2 separate regions of the Homo sapiens genome follow, and region 2 is linked to region 1. A link is a contact called in ENCODE Hi-C or POLR2A ChIA-PET data. All regions are on one chromosome and are shown on one strand. Each heading gives the region's core, a stretch centred on a gene start or an enhancer-like site at or near the end of the contact. The rest is flanking DNA. Distances are from core to core; before and after follow the strand shown.

Evidence for each region. Hi-C counts contacts between places; a loop is a spot of excess contacts on that map. ChIA-PET counts read pairs that join two places held with the same protein, here RNA polymerase II (POLR2A). Pooled maps may share reads with other maps.
Region 2: a loop to region 1 is called in a map of chondrocyte, with 2.1 times the contacts of the local background. The contact joins two enhancer-like sites. A Hi-C loop is called at or near these places in 11 of 168 maps with a recorded cell type or tissue (CD4-positive, alpha-beta T cell, CD4-positive, alpha-beta memory T cell, CD8-positive, alpha-beta T cell and 6 more), 5 of 37 single-sample maps with no recorded cell type and 15 of 50 pooled maps. POLR2A ChIA-PET finds 5 or more read pairs at or near these places in 10 of 52 experiments (CD4-positive, alpha-beta T cell, CD4-positive, alpha-beta memory T cell, PC-9 and 6 more).

The regions. Positions count from the first base shown.
Region 1 is chr20:1,732,654-1,737,317 of GRCh38, reverse strand. LOC124904858 (a long non-coding RNA gene) reads left to right here. Exons shown (of 3, transcript XR_007067498.1): 3 at 4,092-4,142. Among named protein-coding and RNA genes, the nearest start is that of SIRPG, 77 kb to the right of the region's middle. Within about 2 kb of position 2,601, at least 2 of the 41 ENCODE cell types and tissues checked have a DNase peak (open chromatin) inside an H3K27ac peak, as active enhancers do.
Region 2 is chr20:1,669,128-1,673,953 of GRCh38, reverse strand. It overlaps a transcript of SIRPG not described here. Among named protein-coding and RNA genes, the nearest start is that of SIRPG, 14 kb to the right of the region's middle. RefSeq lists an enhancer at 118-619. Within about 2 kb of position 1,858, at least 2 of the 41 ENCODE cell types and tissues checked have a DNase peak (open chromatin) inside an H3K27ac peak, as active enhancers do.

The sequences.
Region 1 (4,664 bases), core at 1,352-3,851:
AATACAGTAAATGAAAAACTGATTATAGATTATATTTCAATCTCCAATTGTGTAATAATCATATATGTACACGTATATGGTCAGGTCTCACTCTGTCTTCCAGGCTGGAATGCAGTGGCATAATCATTGCTCACTACAGCCTCAAACTCCTAGGCTCAAGGATCCTCCCACCTCAGCCTCCCAAGTAGCTGGGACTACAGGTGCATGCCAGTATGCCCTGCTAAACTTCATATGTTTTTGGAGAAACAGAGTCTCACTATTTTGCCCAGGCTATGCTTGAGCTCCTGGCTTCAAGGGAGACTTCTGCTCTGCTCACCCTGAAGATCTCAACTTAAAAGCCATATCCTGGCCGGGTGCGGTGGCTCACGCCTGTAATCCCAGCGCTTAGGGAGGTTGAGGCAGGCAGATCATGAGGTCAGGAGATTGAGAGCATCCTGGCTAACACGGTGAAACCCCGTCTCTACTAAAAATACAAAAAATTAGCTGGGCATGGTGGCATGCGCCTGTAGTCCCAGCTACTTGGGAGGTCGAGGCAGGAGAATCGCTTGAACCTGGAAGGCAGACATTGCAGTAAGTGCAGATGGGAGATCGCGCCACTGCACTCCAGCCTGGACAACAGAGCAAGACTCTGTAAAAAAAAAACAAAAAAAAAAAAAACAAAAAACCATATCCTGGAGGATGCAAATTAAGTCACATCTGCCAGGCAGGTATTCCCTTTTTTTTACAGCAGGTATCTCACATGATAATTACAAATACATTTGCCTCTCAGCCAACAAATATTTATTGAACCATACTCTGTGCCAAGCAATGTGGTTGGTACTAGAAATTAGGCGGAAAAATTCTTGTTCTTGTGTAACTTGCACTCAAATAACTGTAAGGTTACGCCTGTGCTAAGTGCTAGGAACGAGTATGTGGTAGTCCGAAAAACCCATGAAAAGGCAAATTGTACACAGAAACTAGCAAGGATTGCCCTAATACAAGAAATCCTAAGGAGGGGAATTAACCAGACCAAAGAGGGCATCGTTACCCAAGGAACCACACGTTCAAGAAGTAAAAGGCCAAAAAGGCTGTAGCAGAGCCAAGGGGAGTGTGCTGGAAGATGCCAGGCATGCCAGGCCGCCTGCACGTGAAGCACTTGTTGATCTGTTGTCTGGAAACAATGGGGTTATTAGGCGACGGGCAGAGGGAGGATCATACCTGATTAATAGGGACGGTTCCCCTCTGGGCTGAGAGTCTGTGTGTCCGTCTCACTCGGTGGCATCCCAGGAACCCAGAATAGCACTGCACGTAATAGGTGCTCCATAGGGTACCGGCCTGGGTGAACGGGGGACGGGCCTCTGCGGCCGGATGGACCACCCAGGGCCACACCTCCAGCGGCGACCCACATCCACGGCCCCCATATCCCAGGGCGGCCGCAGCAGGAGAGGGAGGGAGGGAGTCCCAGGGCCGCCCCGCAGACCGCCCCTGCCCTCTGGGTCCCCACGCCGCTGCCAGCCTCCTGCCGAGGTTCGGACTCCCGGGGGCCTTGAGGAACCGAGAAGCCGCCTCCTCCCGGGTGGGCGACGTCGCAGGACCGGGACGCTTCACAGAAGTCTCCCTACTGGGCACTCATCTCCCGCGGCCGGCAGCACCGGGCTCTGGAAGTGCCAAGACTTTGTTTTTTCAAGAGACAGGGTCTGGCTGTATTGTCCACGCTGTCCTTGAACTTCTGAGCTCAAGTGATCCTCCCACCTCAGCCTCCCTGGTAGCTGGGACTACAGGTGGATGCCGTCATGCCTGGTTACTAGAGGGACTTACACACACACACACACACACACACTAAAAAAAACCTACTAAACTACTTTTTAGAGAAGTTTTAGGTTCACAGAAAAATTGAACAGAAAGTACAGGGAGTTCCCATATACCCACTTGGTGTTGTACACTCTATGGATGTATAATGACATGCATCCACCATTGATGTATTGTACAGAATAGTTTCACTGTCCTAAAAATCCCTGTGCTCCACCTATCCAGCCTCTCTTTTTTTTTCTTTTTCTTTTTCTTTTCTTTTCTTTTTTTTTTCTTTTTTTTTTTTGAGATGGAGTCTTGCTCTGTCACCCAGGCTGGAATGCAGTGGCGCGATCTCAGCTCCCTGTAACCTCTCCCTCCCGGGTGTAAGCATTTCTCCTGCCTTGGCCTCCTGAGTAGCTGGGATTACTGGCACGTGTCACCATGCTTTGCTAATTTTTATATTTTTAGTAGAGACGGGATTTCACCGTGTTGGTCAGGCTGGTCTTGAACTCCTGATATCAGGTGATCCCCCTGCCTCTGCCTCCCAAAGTGCTGGGATTACAGACATGAGCCACTGCACCTAGCTGACTAAACCTCTTTTCTTTATAAATTACCCAGTGTCAGGTATTTCTTTATAGCAGTGTGAGAACAGACTAATACAGTAAGTATTATACATAAATGCAGCTGGTCTTCCTAAGGATGGTTGCCCCTTAAAGGAAAGCTCAGTTTCGTCCAGCAGTTTCCCGTAATTTTAGAATTTCCTTTTCAAAAGTGTCCAAGGCTAGGACAGTGTATCAGGTCAAAGTGTGTTGCTTTGTGAGCATCACTCCACAAAGTGTCACCAGTGAGTCATGAGTCCCTCTCCTGCATGTAACAGCTGTTCATGCAATTCTCTTCGAGAGAATTGAACTCATCCTCATGTTTCCTTTGGTTTTGAACAAACAGGAATTGGTCACAAATGAAAATACAAGTCTGAATTTCATGCAATAGGGAACAGCTACAATTTTAACAGCATGCTATGTAATTTTAGGCCAAAAGAAATGAAACTACTTATGGTAGACTGCCAATGCTACGACCTGGAACACCTGCTGTGAAATAGCAGCAGAGGAGACAGTTATCTTTTGTTTTATTCCTGAAACCAGAATCTCCTGCCCATAGACAGAGATCAAAACCTCCATTCTAAAGAGAGGCAGTTGGAGAGAACAGCCCAAATAAAGGCAAAACCTCACCAAAAAAGAAAGGGAGATCTGAATTCAGGAGGACTCACCCTTTTACACCCTGTGAAACCTCTGGAGTCTGAGGAACATAGTGCATTAATGCTGGTACCAAGCACTGAGCCCAAGAGGGAAGGCAGCATGTTCAGTGTTGGGAGGTCCCTCTGAATCCTGCTGACTACAGCGGACATGTCTACCTAAGAGAAGAAGCTTAGATAAAATTAATATAAGTAGAAGGTCTATTTGGGCCAAATTTGAAGACTGTAACCCAGGAAACACCTCCAAGTCACTTTGGAGAATAAAGAACAGACTCGAGCTTTTAAGGAAAAAGGACAAACCAGGGGAGGGGATGATTACAAAAGTTTTTGTCAGGAATTCTCATTGCTTTACAAAAATAACATTGATTAGTAACCTTTATACGTTATTTAACTATAGAATATGACTTATAGTGTCCACATATGGCATTGTTACATTAAATTGTATCTACCTGGGGCATCAGTCAGTCTAGAGTCCACATGGCAAGCAGCCTCAAGAGATGGTTACTTAGCTGAAGGAGGGAAGTGGGACATGACTGCTTTCTCATTCCAGTGCCTCTCTGGGCCTGATAATTGAAAGGGGCATTGCATTCCTCAGATTAAAAGGTTTTTGTGCAATTTATATTAAAATACGGATGTACCCAGAATTTATTTAATTACCCTTTACTTTTTCCTGCTGTGTATTGTTTTTAAATCATTATGTAATCTAAGGGTAGCATTATGCTTTCTGTCAGGCCTCCAGCCCAAGCTCAGCCATCATATCCCCTGTGACCTGCATGAATACATCCAGATGGCCTGAAGCAAGTGAAGAATCACAAAAGAAGTGAAAATGGCCGGTGCCTGCCTTAATTGATGACACTCCACCATTGTGATTTATTCCTGCCCCACCTTAACTGGGTGATTAACCTTGTGAAATTCCTTCTCCTGCCTCAGAAGCTCCCGCACTGAGCACCTTGTGACCCCCACCCCTGCCCACAAGAGAAAAACACCCTTTGACTGTAATTTTCCACTACCCACCCAAATCCTATGAAATGGCCTCACCCCTATCTCCCTTTGCTGACTCTCTTTTCAGACTCAGCCTGCCTGCACCCAGGTGATTAAAAAGCTTTATTGCTCACACAAAGACTGTTTAGTGGTCTCTTCACATGGATGCACGTGACATTTGGTGCCATGACTCTGATCGGGGGACCTCCCTTGGGAGATCAATCCCCTGTCCTCCTGCTCTTTGCTCTGTGAGAAAGATCCACCTATGACCTCGGGTCCTCAGACCAAGCAGCCCAAGGAACATCTCACCAATTTTAAATCGGGTGAGTGGCCTCTTTTTACTCTCTTCTCCAACCTCTCTCACTATCCCTTAACCTCTTTCTCCTTTCAATCTTGGCGCCACCCTTCAATCTCTCTCTTCCCTTAATTTCAGTTCCTTTCCTTTTCTGGTAGAGACAGAGGAGATGCGTTTTATCCATGAACCCAAAACTCCGGCACCAGTCACAGGCTCGGGAAGACAGTCTTCCCTTGGTGTTTAATCACTGCGGGATGCCTGCCTGATTATTCACCCACGTTTCAGAGGTGTCTGATCACCGCAGGGACGCCTGCCTTGATCCTTCACCTTAGTGGCAAGTACCACTTTGCTGGGGCACAAATACCC
Region 2 (4,826 bases), core at 609-3,108, 63 kb after region 1:
GGAGAAGCCTGGTCTAAGTCCTGCTCAGATCCCAGCCTCAGTGTTGGGAACAACTTTAACAAGTTTGTGTTTAAACAGCACTGAAATCCCAGCAAATCCTCACTCCTCAGCCCCAGGAGCCTCCCTGCCTCCACACACGAAGATGTCATGGAGGAATCTGTTTCCTATTCCTTCCAAAATGCTTCCAGCTTCTGTAAATAGCTCCTCTGGAGGGAAGCATCTGTGATCTTGTTTGTGTTTTGAAAGCCAATTTGCCAAACTTGTTTCCTGAGGGGATTGTTCAGAAAAGGGGAGAGAATCCTCACTTGGTGGTTTCTGCTCCTTTTGTCATTTGGGTTTGTCATGAGCCGCAGGGAGCAGGGTTTGAGCCTTTTCTCGGTGTTTCTGCTCCTCTTTGTTCTGCTGCCTAAAGGATAAATGTGTAGATTTAGAAGCAGTAATGACCAAACCTCCTGAAAACAGTCACAGGGGTCATTTGTTAAGCACCTACGACATGCCAGGCTCTGTGCTTTTCACTTGTCTTCTCTTATCTTACCAGGGTGGGGTTTGTGTCCACTTTTGGTCCTTGGCCAGCCGGGCCTCCTCTCTGAGCCTCATCCTATAAAGGGGCTCACATTAGGACCCCCTCACAGGGATGGAGGGGGGTTAAAAAGATTAAAGAGAGGTATAGAGGGAGCAGGCAGCATCAGGCTCCCATAAATGGAAATTGATTACATCCTCTCATCCCGTTAGGGTCGCCATGCTGGTGGTATCTTGATAACTTCTCTTCTTCAAGTGACACCCTCTTTACTGTGCCCTCAAAATGTCTGACACATGTTAGGGAGCAGGTTAATATGTACAAAGGCAAATATGTGTGATATATGCTTCCTGGTGATTGTTGTAGAAGATGTAGGGTAGTAATTCACAATTTGGAGGTGCCCTTTAGGACCTCTCTATGGAAAGAAACTGCCTTCATTTTTCTGATTCTCTAATCTGTGTGCTTTCAGGACGCAGGATGAGTGCCTGCCTGCTTAGATGGCCTGGGTCTGTGTTTCTTGTAGTTAACTAATGATGAAAACATTAACCACCTTTGGCTTTCTCAGTACTCAGTGATCTTGTTTGTCAACCCAAACCTGACCCAACTGAAGACCCAGATTCCAAAAACGTTCCCTCTTTGGAAAGGCAGCACTTGGCACAAATTAGGCCTGCTAACAACAACAACAACAACAACAAATGATTGGCCGAAAAGCCAAAAGAAATAGCATTTATTTGGGAAATAAAGAATTGTACTTTGGGTATACAGAGTCAGAGAAGTGCTGAATAGAGTCTCATACAGCAGTGCGGGAAAGGTTTTGTATAGGGGATTTTCAAAAAAGTTGGTTTTGGAGACAATTCAATGGCTGGGCAAAAATTCTAAACTGCAAACCTGTTTTCATTGGTTACTTAAAGTACTCCAGGATGAGAGAGATCAAAATCCCACGTACCTTGACTTCAGTTGTTACTCAGATCTACAGCAACATCCTGTGGCTTGACCTTTAGCAGGTGTGGGTGCAATGTTCTTACAAACTCTCGGCTCTTCGTTAAAGCTTTAGCCTTAATTACTTCATTTTCTTTCACAGATCCTGCTGGAATATTTGTGAAAAGAATGAACTATATGGAACAAATTCATAAATACCTCAGAGAGATCTCGGTGTATTCACGAAATTTGGGTTAAAGATAGAACTGTGTTCACTTATATGAAGCATCCTCTGTGTTTGATCCAAAGCAAACAGGGCCCCATTTAATCCTCACTGCATCCCGGGAAGCAGAAATGCTGTCCTATTTTACAGAAGAGGAGCTGGATGTGTCAGGCCACCCGTCTCCTGGGCTGAGCGGCCTGGTTCCAGCTCTCACAATGGCACCACTTCACCATTGTTCCCTGTATTGGCTTCTGTAAATGCCCTCTCTTGTTGGGAATAGGCCCCCTAAAATCTGGCCATAAACTGGCCCCAAAACTGGCCATAAACAAAATCTCTGCAGACTGTTACATGTTCGTGATGGCCATGATGCCCACTCCAGACGGTTGTGGGTTTACTGGAATGAGGGCAAGGAACACCTGGCCCACCCAGGGTGGAAAACCACTTAAAGGCGTTCTTAAACCACAAACAACAACATGAGCGATCTGTGCCTTAAGGACATGCTCCTGCTGCAGATAACTAGCCAGACCCATCCCTTTACTTCGGCCCATCCCTTTATTTCCCATAAGGAATACTTTTAGTTAATCTATAATCTATAGAAAAAATGCTTATCACTGGCTTGCTGTCAATACATATGTGGGTAAATCTCTGTTCAAGGCTCTCAGCTCTGAAGGCTGTGAGACCCCTGATTTCCCACTCCACACCTCTATACTTTCTATGTATCTTTAATTCCTCTAGCGCCGCTGGGTTAGGGTCTCCCTGACCGAGCTGGTCTCGGCACTCTCTGAGATTGGTGAACTCTCCAGGGGAGGCAGGCTAGGACCAGTCCATACACAGAGGGAGACCAATCAGTAACTTTGTTCCTGTGCCCAGATTGGTGGAAGTCACCCTGTTTAGAGAGGAGAACTTTGAACTCAGGTCTGGACTTCCTCACCTCTCAGAGCCTTTCCAGCCTGGTCGGTAAAATGAGGACACCACCCTCTCCACATTATTAGAAGGATTAAAAACTAATGTCCATGAAGGTTCTTAACATGTCACACACTCATCATTAGTGATGGTCATCTCAGTCATGTCTCCTGTTTATCGATGCTCCTTTTGTAGCCAAATCCTCTGCCCCTGTGGTATCATGCACTGCAGTGAGGACCACAGCTGAGCATACAGTGAGCTTCACCTGTGAGTCCCACGGCTTCTCCCCCTGAAACACCACCCTGAAATGGTCCAAAAATAGGAATGAGCTCTCAGGCTTCCAGATCAACGTGGACCCTGCAGGAGAAAGTATGCCCTATAGCACCTGCAGCACAGCCAGGATGGTGCTGGCCTCTGGAGACCTTTGCCTTCAGGTCATCTGCGAGGTGGCCCACATCACTTTACAGGGGGACCCTCTTTGTGGGACTGAAAACTTGTCTGAAACCATTCAAGGTAGAGAATCCTCACTCCTAGCCCAATCCCATATCTGGTTGCCAAGCCTGCTCCTCCTCTCTGGCTTTTACTCCAGGGCTTGGATTTCCTGGAATCTAATTCCTAACTGTGCTGCCCACCTTCCATGCACCTAGATGTACTGGTCACTTACTATCATTTCCATGGTAGCAGCTAGATGTCCACCCACCAGGTGGTAGACATCTGTGCTAGATAGATAGATAGCTTGCTAGCTTGCTAGATAGCTAGCAAGCTCTATGCTAGATAGTTTCATTTATTTCACCAAGAGCAACTACGATTAATGAGCACCTACTATGAGCCAAGGCCCTGTGTGCCTGGTGATTTCATTGATTTTGCTGCAGTTATGACATTTCAACTGCATGCCAGGGGTTGTGCTTGCAGATTTCACTCATTCTTAGCCTAGTAGGAGCTACCAGTCCTTGAGCACCTACTGTGTGCTGGGCGTTGTGCTTAGTAATTTCATTCATATGCAAAGAGCACCCTCAATGTCTGAGCACCTGATGCATGCCTAGCTCTGTCCTGGTGATGCCCTCACCGTGGTGGTGGGAGCTACTTTATGGAGCCCTCCCTGTGATCTGTCTGTGCCACAAGGTCAGAGCTTCTGCCCTGTGCTGTTTCAGTTCCACCCTTCTTGGAGGTTACTCAACAGCCCATAAAGGCAGGGAACCAGGTGAACGTCACCTGCCAGGTGAAGAATTTCTACCCCTAGAACCTACAGCTGACCTGGTTGGAGAACAGAAATGTGTCCCAGATAGAAACAGCCTCCATCCTCATTGAGAACATGGAAGGCACCTACGACTGGACAAGCTGGCTCCTGGTGAACATATCTGCCCACAGGGATGATGTGCTCACCTACCAGATGGCGCATGATGGGCAGCTGGTGGTCAGCAAAAGCCTTGCCCTAGAGGTCTCAGCCCACCAGGAGCAGAGCTCAGAGGCCACCCTTGGTGAGGTTACTCCCGATTTTAAAATTTTGTCTCTTTCCTTAATGTTAATAGTAATAGTCATGCTTGTTATAAAATAACCTAGAAATCTATAAACATAGAGTAGATTTTTAAAGTCAGCTGTCTACCCCAAATCCCACACTCCAAGAGTCACCATTACTAAGATTTTGATGCACAACTTGGTAGATCTTTTGACACAAATATATATTAAAGGAGGAAGAGAGATGCAGGGAGATCATCTGCTCATGGAGTCCTGTGTTTTGCCTTCTGTCTCAGATGTTTACTTATGTTCTCCATTCCTTGTCAGATCAGCCCTCCTGCTGTTCTTTCTCTGACTCATTTTTGTTCTGTCCTAAACTTTTCCATCCCATCTGCGACCTCATCCCAGCAGACTCTGGCATCTGCTGTGGGAAAATCAGAAAAGGCATTTAAGACTGGACCAGGCCCCCTGGGGACCGTGACTGGTCACAGCATGAGCCTCTTCTGTGTCCTGATGCTGATATTTGACCAATAATAACCGCAACATCCCTCTGCACATTTACTACGTGCAAATTTCCGTTCATCTATACTCTCCCTTCCTGCTTCAAACATCCAGTAGTTTGGAGTTTTACAGAAGAGAAACTCAGAACTTGAGGAACAATGAGAGATGTTGGGATGTTGTTGAAGATGTCTTGTCATTAGACAAGGTGATTAGTCTAAACGAATCAAGGTAAATTTGAGGCCCTGAAGACAGGGCCACTATCAGCCTGTACGGCAAATTTGTGCTAATTAGAGAAATATTCCCTTCTGC